Regions from separate parts of the Homo sapiens genome. Here regions 1 and 3 are each linked to region 2. Evidence: read pairs that join two places in POLR2A ChIA-PET (ENCODE). Cell type or tissue: K562. All regions are shown on one strand.

The links. ChIA-PET counts read pairs that join two places held together with the same protein. Peaks named below come from ENCODE experiments on the same cell type or tissue, not always from the same donor. Only the 100,000 strongest peaks of a DNase experiment are listed, where the experiment ranks them.
Region 1: POLR2A ChIA-PET joins it to region 2 with 5 read pairs; 6 of 35 experiments call an interaction of 5 or more read pairs at or near these places.
Region 3: POLR2A ChIA-PET joins it to region 2 with 5 read pairs; 6 of 35 experiments call an interaction of 5 or more read pairs at or near these places.

Annotation. Positions count from the first base shown.
Region 1 is chr20:50,223,620-50,226,119 of GRCh38, reverse strand. No RefSeq gene overlaps it. Among named protein-coding and RNA genes, the nearest start is that of CEBPB-AS1, 33 kb to the right of the region's middle. RefSeq lists enhancers at 922-1,422, 1,423-1,923. In K562, a CTCF peak has its summit at 1,497; a DNase peak (open chromatin) is centred at 1,481.
Region 2 is chr20:50,303,179-50,305,678 of GRCh38, reverse strand. All of the region lies in intron 2 of LINC01270 (long intergenic non-protein coding RNA 1270), which reads right to left. Among named protein-coding and RNA genes, the nearest start is that of LINC01270, 12 kb to the right of the region's middle. RefSeq lists an enhancer at 1-699. In K562, no CTCF peak of the experiment used is centred here; a DNase peak (open chromatin) is centred at 1,501.
Region 3 is chr20:50,227,924-50,230,423 of GRCh38, reverse strand. No RefSeq gene overlaps it. Among named protein-coding and RNA genes, the nearest start is that of CEBPB-AS1, 37 kb to the right of the region's middle. In K562, a CTCF peak has its summit at 1,303; a DNase peak (open chromatin) is centred at 1,268.

The DNA of each region.
Region 1 (2,500 bases), 80 kb after region 2:
ATGGGCCCAGCTGGAATGACCCCATTACCAGGGGGTTCAATTCCTTGCAGAATCGATGTTCCAGCCATAAAACTTCTTCTTATTTTGAACTAAATAAAACCTGCCTCTCCTGGGGACCATCCAGACTGGCCTTGGAAGACCTCCCTGCCCTGTAAGGTGGAATGAGGCCTCTGACATTGCACAGAGTGTTCATTCTCTTGAAAAGCCCTTGCTGAGCTCCTACTGTGTGCAAAGCAGTGGTCTAGGCACTGAGGACACAGAAGTAAACAAGACCGACAAGGTCCCTGTTATCATAGGGCTGATGTTCTAAGGAGAGGAAACAAACATTACATGTGTAAACCCCTAAGAAACATAACAATTAGATAATCATTTGTTGAGGAAATCTAAGTATCAGAAGCATCTAAACAACAGAGAACATGTAGAATATATTTTTCTGATTTTTTTTTTTTTGAGACAGAATCTTGTTCTGTTGCCCAGGCTGGAGTGCAATGGCACGATCTCCACTCACTGCAACCTCCACCTCCGGGGTGCAAGTGATTCTCCTGCCTCAGCCTCCTGAGTAGCTGGGATTACAGGTGCCTGCCACCATGCCCAGCTAATTTTTGTATTTTTAGTAGAGACAGGGTTTCGCTATGTTGGCCAGGCTGGTCTTGAACTCATGACCCAGGTGATCCACCCACCTCGGCTTCCCAAAATGCTGGGATTACAAGTGTGAGCCACTGTGTCTGGCCTGATCATCTGTTTTTTACATGACACCATTATATAAATCAGATGATGTTCTTTCCTGGTTTAAAACCCTCTCATGGCTCCCACTGTCTTCTAGATCAAATATAAATGCCTTAATACACCACTAAGGGTCTGTATGTTCCAAGTCCCGTGGATCTATCTGACCTCACCCCTTCACCCATTCTACTCCAGCCACATGGGCCTCCTCAGTGTTCCTTGGACATGCCAAGATCTTTTAGTCCTCATAGCCATCGCACATGTTGTTCTTCCACCTGATGCTCTTCCTCACACTCTCCAACTGGACAACGCCCCCTCAAGACAGTCCCATCTGGGTCCTGTCTTGCCTATCAGCTTGGCTCATTTGGCATTCTTCCCTGAGTCCCTGCGAAAATCCACGCAAAATGGAAAGAAAAATAGTCAGGAAAGATCATGAGTCATTTGTTTACAGGCACTAATTAATTGCTAAGCTCGAAAACTTGATTTCCATTCTTCCTTTTTTCCCCTCTCTGCCCTTTGAGAATGTTTGGAATCCACATTGTTTCCCAATGCAAAAAGTATGTCAGTTTATTTTTAGCAAATGCACATGATGGCTGGGACTGTTATTCATCCCCCCGCGTCAGTGGGGAGCTGGCCACGGAGCATGTGGGCTGCTTGATGCTCTTCAGATGTGGCTCCTGGAAGGCCAGCTGGTCTGCAATGGCCCAAGCTGGGTCCAGCATTGAGGCACTGGGGACAGAGGTTCCAGGCTGCACTTTCTCCTCCGGGCCAGGGGTGGTGCAGTGGAGTGGGAGGCAAGAGGACAAACACTTCCTCCCAGACTGGCTGAGCAAAGCCCTTTCTCCTGGACTAGTAGGTGGGCAGCTTGGGTATTTCAGCATCTTGCCCTCCACTTCTTGTCTTAGAAGGACCTAATTGATTCACCCTTGGTTCAACCAGGATGGGAAAGTCCCCATGCTCTGTCTAGCTGATGCCACTGTGCCTTCTCTGTTCCCCTCCTGTCCCCCACCACCCCCACCTGCGACCCCTCTGAGCCCACCTTGCTCATCCTTCCTGCTCTCTGGGAGCCCAGGTAGGAGATTAGGGACATCCCCCTCTAGTAAGAACACTTGCCAAGAGCTTCCTTCCAAGATGGCTGCTTCCACTCCCCTTGCACCTTTCAGAGTCCATTCTCTGGCCTGGATGGGGCCCAGAAGCTATGGGGAATCTGCTTCCACCTACTCTGAGGGATCATAAAGGACCTGTCTCTAACAGATCCTATTGCCTCCAGCAATAAGGGTGGATGGTATGCCTGTGGAACAACAGACTGTCACCCCCCAGAAGGCAAGAACTATATCTGTTGTGGTCTTTGTCTCCAGGGCTTAGTACACAGTGGGAGCTCAATAAAGACCTGTTGAATGATTGTGACCTGAGTTCCAGCTCGCTGTGCAATGACCATTGTCACTTGCCTCTTCTGAGCCTCACTGTCCCATCTTGCCAAGGGGTAACTGATTGTTAAAGCCCAGAGCAGGGATTGCAAACTCAACTGCCTACAAGATCGGGCAGGGACATAAAAGTGAAACTGGCAGGAGACAACTGTGGTCATGTCCTGTCTAGAGGGGACAGCCACTCCCCAGCCCCAGCACCCAGGACTATGAACCCGAGTCCCTGCATCTTCCCATTTCCCAAGAGAAGCCGGGAATCTGGATGTTTGTGTACGACATTCTGATTTTTCATAGTTGGCAACTCATTTTAACTTGCAGCAAAAGCACCATGCAGGCCAAACCCAACACATCTC
Region 2 (2,500 bases):
CTGCCTCTGTATTTTGGGTACTGTCTTTAAAGCGGCTCTGCCTCTCCCTCCTCCTTTCCTCTTTCCAACCAATGTGTTTGCGGCTGGAACATCAGGCCTGTTGTGCGTGGCCTTGACATACACCATGTCCCGGGCCTGGCCCCGCCTACCACCCTGGCTGGGCCACGAGCACAGCGCCTGGTTCCACATGCCTCAGGGATGAGCCGCAGAGAGTGTGACCAGGCCCAGCTGACACATCTCAGAGCACATGTGGGTCTGCCTCCCACAGGCCCAGCCGGCCCCCCAACACCAGCCAAGTCTCAGCCCGTCATCGTCCCCCGGGGGTGGTGCTGGGCCTTGTGGGGCAGAAGGAAAGGTAAACCATGACCCTGAGGAGCTCAGAGACTGGGGTTCTTGGGAAGCCAATTCAGGCCTAGAACCAGGGCCAAAGTCTGGGTGGTTTTAGAGGAAAAAGAGACTGGCTCTGGGGTTGAAAACTGTGTCACCAGGGACCAGGCAGGAATTTAAAATGAGCAGAGTGGGCTGGGGTAAGATGATAAATAGCTACTATTCCTTGGCCTCAGCATCAGAGAGACAAGAGGGAGTGGTGGGGACTGGGGCACATGCCTTGTCTGAAGACAGTCACCTCTCAGCTCCGGTTGATGGTGGTCCCTAGAGAACAGGGCCCAATATGATCGGATGCTCCGTGCCCTGATTTTCCAGAGGGAATCAAAACACAGGTTTTTATGTAGTACCCACAGATTCTTAAATATTGGCTTCATTCATTTAAAAATTCTATGTGGGCTGAGGAAAGCCCCACAGGCTTGGGCGCCAGATTGGGCCCCTGAGGCCTCCAGTTTGCAGCCTCTGTTCGCTGCAGCTGAATGGAGCAGGCAGAGAAGGAGCAAATCTCAGCCTGACCCCGAGTCAGGAGCTATGGGTTGGGACGGTGGCCAGGACCCAGCTCCAGCAGCTCCAAGGGACGTGGAGAAGTTTTCTGTCATCTGGTCCCCTCCTCCACTCCATGGAGATGATTCCCCCGCCCGCCAGCTCCAGCAGGCTGGGGGGTGAAAGGGAGCCTGGGCGGGAGCCGAGGTCTCCTTTCTCACATGGGACACAGCTGTGGATGTTTTTCAGGCGGATCCTAATTTCTCTCTCCCCATCCCCCGTGGCTCTGCCACACCAGGAAGTGGGTGACTCTCTGTGTCCCAAGTTGTCCCCCAAAAGTCCGCTCCATGCTCCAAGCTACCTGCTTCCACAAGCACAACTTTGAAGCTTCACCATGTCCCTTATAACCAATTTTCAGATGAAACAGGCTCAGGGAGGGAAAACATCTGGCCCAGGCCCCTGCAATCAACACACAGAGGAGCTGGACTTAAACCCAGGCCTCACGCACTTGACCACTGGGCCCTCATCCTGTCTCTTCCTGGTAGAACCCAGCCCACCCTCCAAGTCTTGCTCCAGCGCTTCCTCCTGGCTTATTGAACAAGCAGCCAGGCCCTTGGCCCACTGCCAGGTATTCAGACATGAACAGATAGTGTGTCTCAGGCTCCCCTGTGCTATTTGTTGAATGAATATTTCACTCATTTTCTCCAAAGTCGTGGGTGGTTGTCCATATCCAATCTGTTGTCTCAGCCTCTGACCACATGTCTGTACACTTCCCCGATGCCTCCTCCTGGATGGCCCCCAGGCATCCTCCAAATCAGTATGCCCAAAGCAAGTTCAGCAACTTCCCCCAAACTGTCCCTCTGCCTGTCTCCCTTCTTTTGGAAGGCTGCACAACTGTTCAGCGTCCAAAGCCAGAAACATGAGCATCATCCATAAAGCCTCCCGCCGCCATGCCTCCAACCCAATTGGTCACCAAAGCCTGGGAGTCTCGTCCTCAACCTCCCTCAAATCCATCCACCCTCCCCTCCTCTGAGGCTGCCATGCCAGGTCAATCTCATCACCTCTCACTCAGGTGGCTGCAATTCCTTGCCACCTCGCTACTTTCCCTGCAACGATACTTCCTCTCCCTCAAATTCAGCCTCCTGCAGGAGCCTGAAAGACACCTACTATTTTCTGCTGTTTACTATCAGAAGCTCCCCATTATTTTCAAAGGAAGTGTAGCACCTTGGCCAGCCTTAAAGCCTCTGACCTCTCCCTTACAATTTGTATGTTCCAGCCAGCCCGAACTACCCACTTCTCCACGATGTCTTTTCTGATCTCTGAACCTTTGCATAGGCTGTTCCTTTTTTTTTTTTTTTTTTTTTTGAGATTGGGTCTCACTCTGTTGCCCAGGCTGGAGTGCAATGGCACGATCTTGGCTAACTGCAACCTCCACCTCCCGGGTTCAAGAGATTCTCCTGCCTCAACCTCTCGAATAGCTGGGAGTACAGGCATGCACCACCACAGCCCAGCTAATTTTTTTATTTTTAGTAGAGATGGGGTTTCACCATGTTGGCCAGGCTGATCTCAAACTCGTGACCTCAGGTGATCTGCCCGCCTCGGCCTCCCAAAGTGCTGGGATTACAGGTGTGAG
Region 3 (2,500 bases), 75 kb after region 2:
GAGCTGAGGTGGGTGGGATTGCAGTGAGTGGCGCTGAGCTGAAGTAAACTGAGGTGAACTGAGGTCAGCTGAGCTGAGCGGAGGTGAGGTGAGTTAAGCAGAGTTAGTTGGGTTGAGTTGAGTCAGGTAGAGGTGAGTTTTCACCTGAACTGCGCTCTGCTGAGTGGAGGGGCGCAGGGCTGATGTCAGTCGTGCTGATGAGCTGGGTTGTGTCAAACTGAGCAAAGGAGGGTTGAGTGGAGACACATTAAGCTGAGTCGAGTTCAACTAAACACAATGAGTGGAGTTCTGTTGAGTTGAATTCAGTTGAGGTATTGCGTGGATTCAAATCAAGTTAAGGTGAGTTTATTTTTATTTATTTATTTATTTATTTTTGAGATGGAGTCTCGCTCTGTCACCCAGGCTGGAGTGCAGTGGAGCCACCTCTGCTCACTGCAACCTCCGCCTCCTGAGTTCAAGCGATTCTCCTGCCTCAGCCTCCCGAGTAGCTGGGATTACAGGCACCTGCCACCACACCCAGCTAATTTTTGTATTTTTAGTAGAGACAGGGTTTCACCATGCTGGCCAGGCTGGTCTTGAACTCCTGACCTCAAATGATCCACCTGCCTCGGCCTCCCAAAGTGCTGGGATTACAGGCATGAGCCACCGCACCCGGCCTATCTTCGCTTTATACATAAAAAAATTAAGATGTTTTTTACCCCATAAGAATTAATTTCCACCCCTGTGGGGGCAATGTCACCTCCACACACACACACCCAAATGCCCGAGAGAATGCCTAAGTCAGGCTGAGCAGAGGCAAGGAGAGGGATCCGTCTACAAAAAGGATCTGTTTTGACTTCCTGGAGGAGGCAGTCTCTGGCGTGGATTGTGATTACCACAAGGCTGAGGCCCAGGCCAAGGCCAGCCCAACCTCAGTTGGAGTTCTCCTTCCACCACGCCCTGTTTCCTTCTCCCCTCCTCCAGCCCCATTTCCTCACCTGTGAAATGAGATATAGTAACAGAAGAAACAACAAACGTACAGGCCCTGAAGCAGGTACCAGCTCGGCATATTGACTTTAGCTGAGGGAGGTTCCTGTGGTTGGAGGGGTGAAAGGGAGAGGAGGGGCGGTCAGTGGAGCTCCATCACGTCAAATCTTGCGGGACACGGGCAGGAGTTGAAGTCTATCCTGAGGACAATGGGGAGCTATGGGAGGATTCTGAGCAGGAGAAGGACGTGACGTGCATAAATGAAGCCTCTGGATGGACCCTGAATGGACTCCCCAGGGGCCCAGGACAGTGCACCTAGATGGCCGAGCTAATTGTCCATGCTCTGGCCACAGGGGGCAGAATCTGAGGCTCATGTTCACAGCCTCCTTTGTGGGAGACAGAACATCTGCCTCATACAGCAGAAAATTCTCCACACATAGGAAGGAGGTTCGGATTCTGGACAGTTGGAAGAAATGCCTCAAAACGCCCAACAGTAACAAGAAATAAACAATTGGACAGAGTGCTGTGGGGCTGGTTGGATAGAGGGAAAAAGGCCCAGGCCAGGCCTCTTGGGGTCTGCCCCAACCCCAAGACCCCAAGCCACCTCCCATACATACAAAGCCATGCCCTGGTCCCCAGTCTGGGGTGGCGGGCCCTGAACACTGCTGGGTCCCAGAACCTCATGCCAAGAGTTGCCTTCTTCACGGTATGTGTCACCTGCTTTCATTAACCACTAAAAGGGTGTTCCAGGCAGGGTGTGGAGGCTCACGCCTGTAATCCCAGCACTGTGGGAGGCCGAGGCAGGAGGATCACTGATCGAGACCAGCCCAGGCAGCATAGCAAGACCCTGTCTCTACAAAAAATTAAATTAAAAATTAGCCAGGCGGATGATGCAGTCTTGTCGTCCCAAGCTACTCGGGAGGCTGAGGTGGGAGGATCACTTGAGCCCAGGAAGTTGAGGAGGCAGTGAGCTGTGGTTGCGCCACTGCACTCCAGCCTGGGTGACAGAGTAAGACCCTCTTAAAAAAAAAGGCTGTTCCAGCAGCATGCACAGTGACACTCAAGGGGCCCCATGGGACACCCTCAACCCAGAGATTTCCCCTTTTGGAAAGACAAGCTCTACGGACAAGCAGACCCAGGTGCCCACCTAGGCTAGTGATGTCGCCTCTCTGAAACTGTTTCCTTACCGTGAAAGGGCCAGAGCCTTCCCCACCTTTCAATGGAAGAAAGTCACCTTCCCACCCAGGATGTCGGGGTGGCCTAACACTGGTCTTCAGAGTCACAAAGATCCTGATTTTATTCCCACTGTCCACACACCTGTTAGGTACCAGGAACCAAACTGGGTACTTTACATCTAGAGCTCTATATAATCCTCACGGCAGCCCATGGGGGCAGAGCCAGGACTCAGACCCAGGTCTGCCTGATATACAAACCCTTGCCTTAACCACTGGGCCATAGACCAGTGGATGCCAACCACTCCTTAGCGAGTGCCTACCGTGTGCCCAGCACTGTGCTGAGCAATCTACAGGAATTT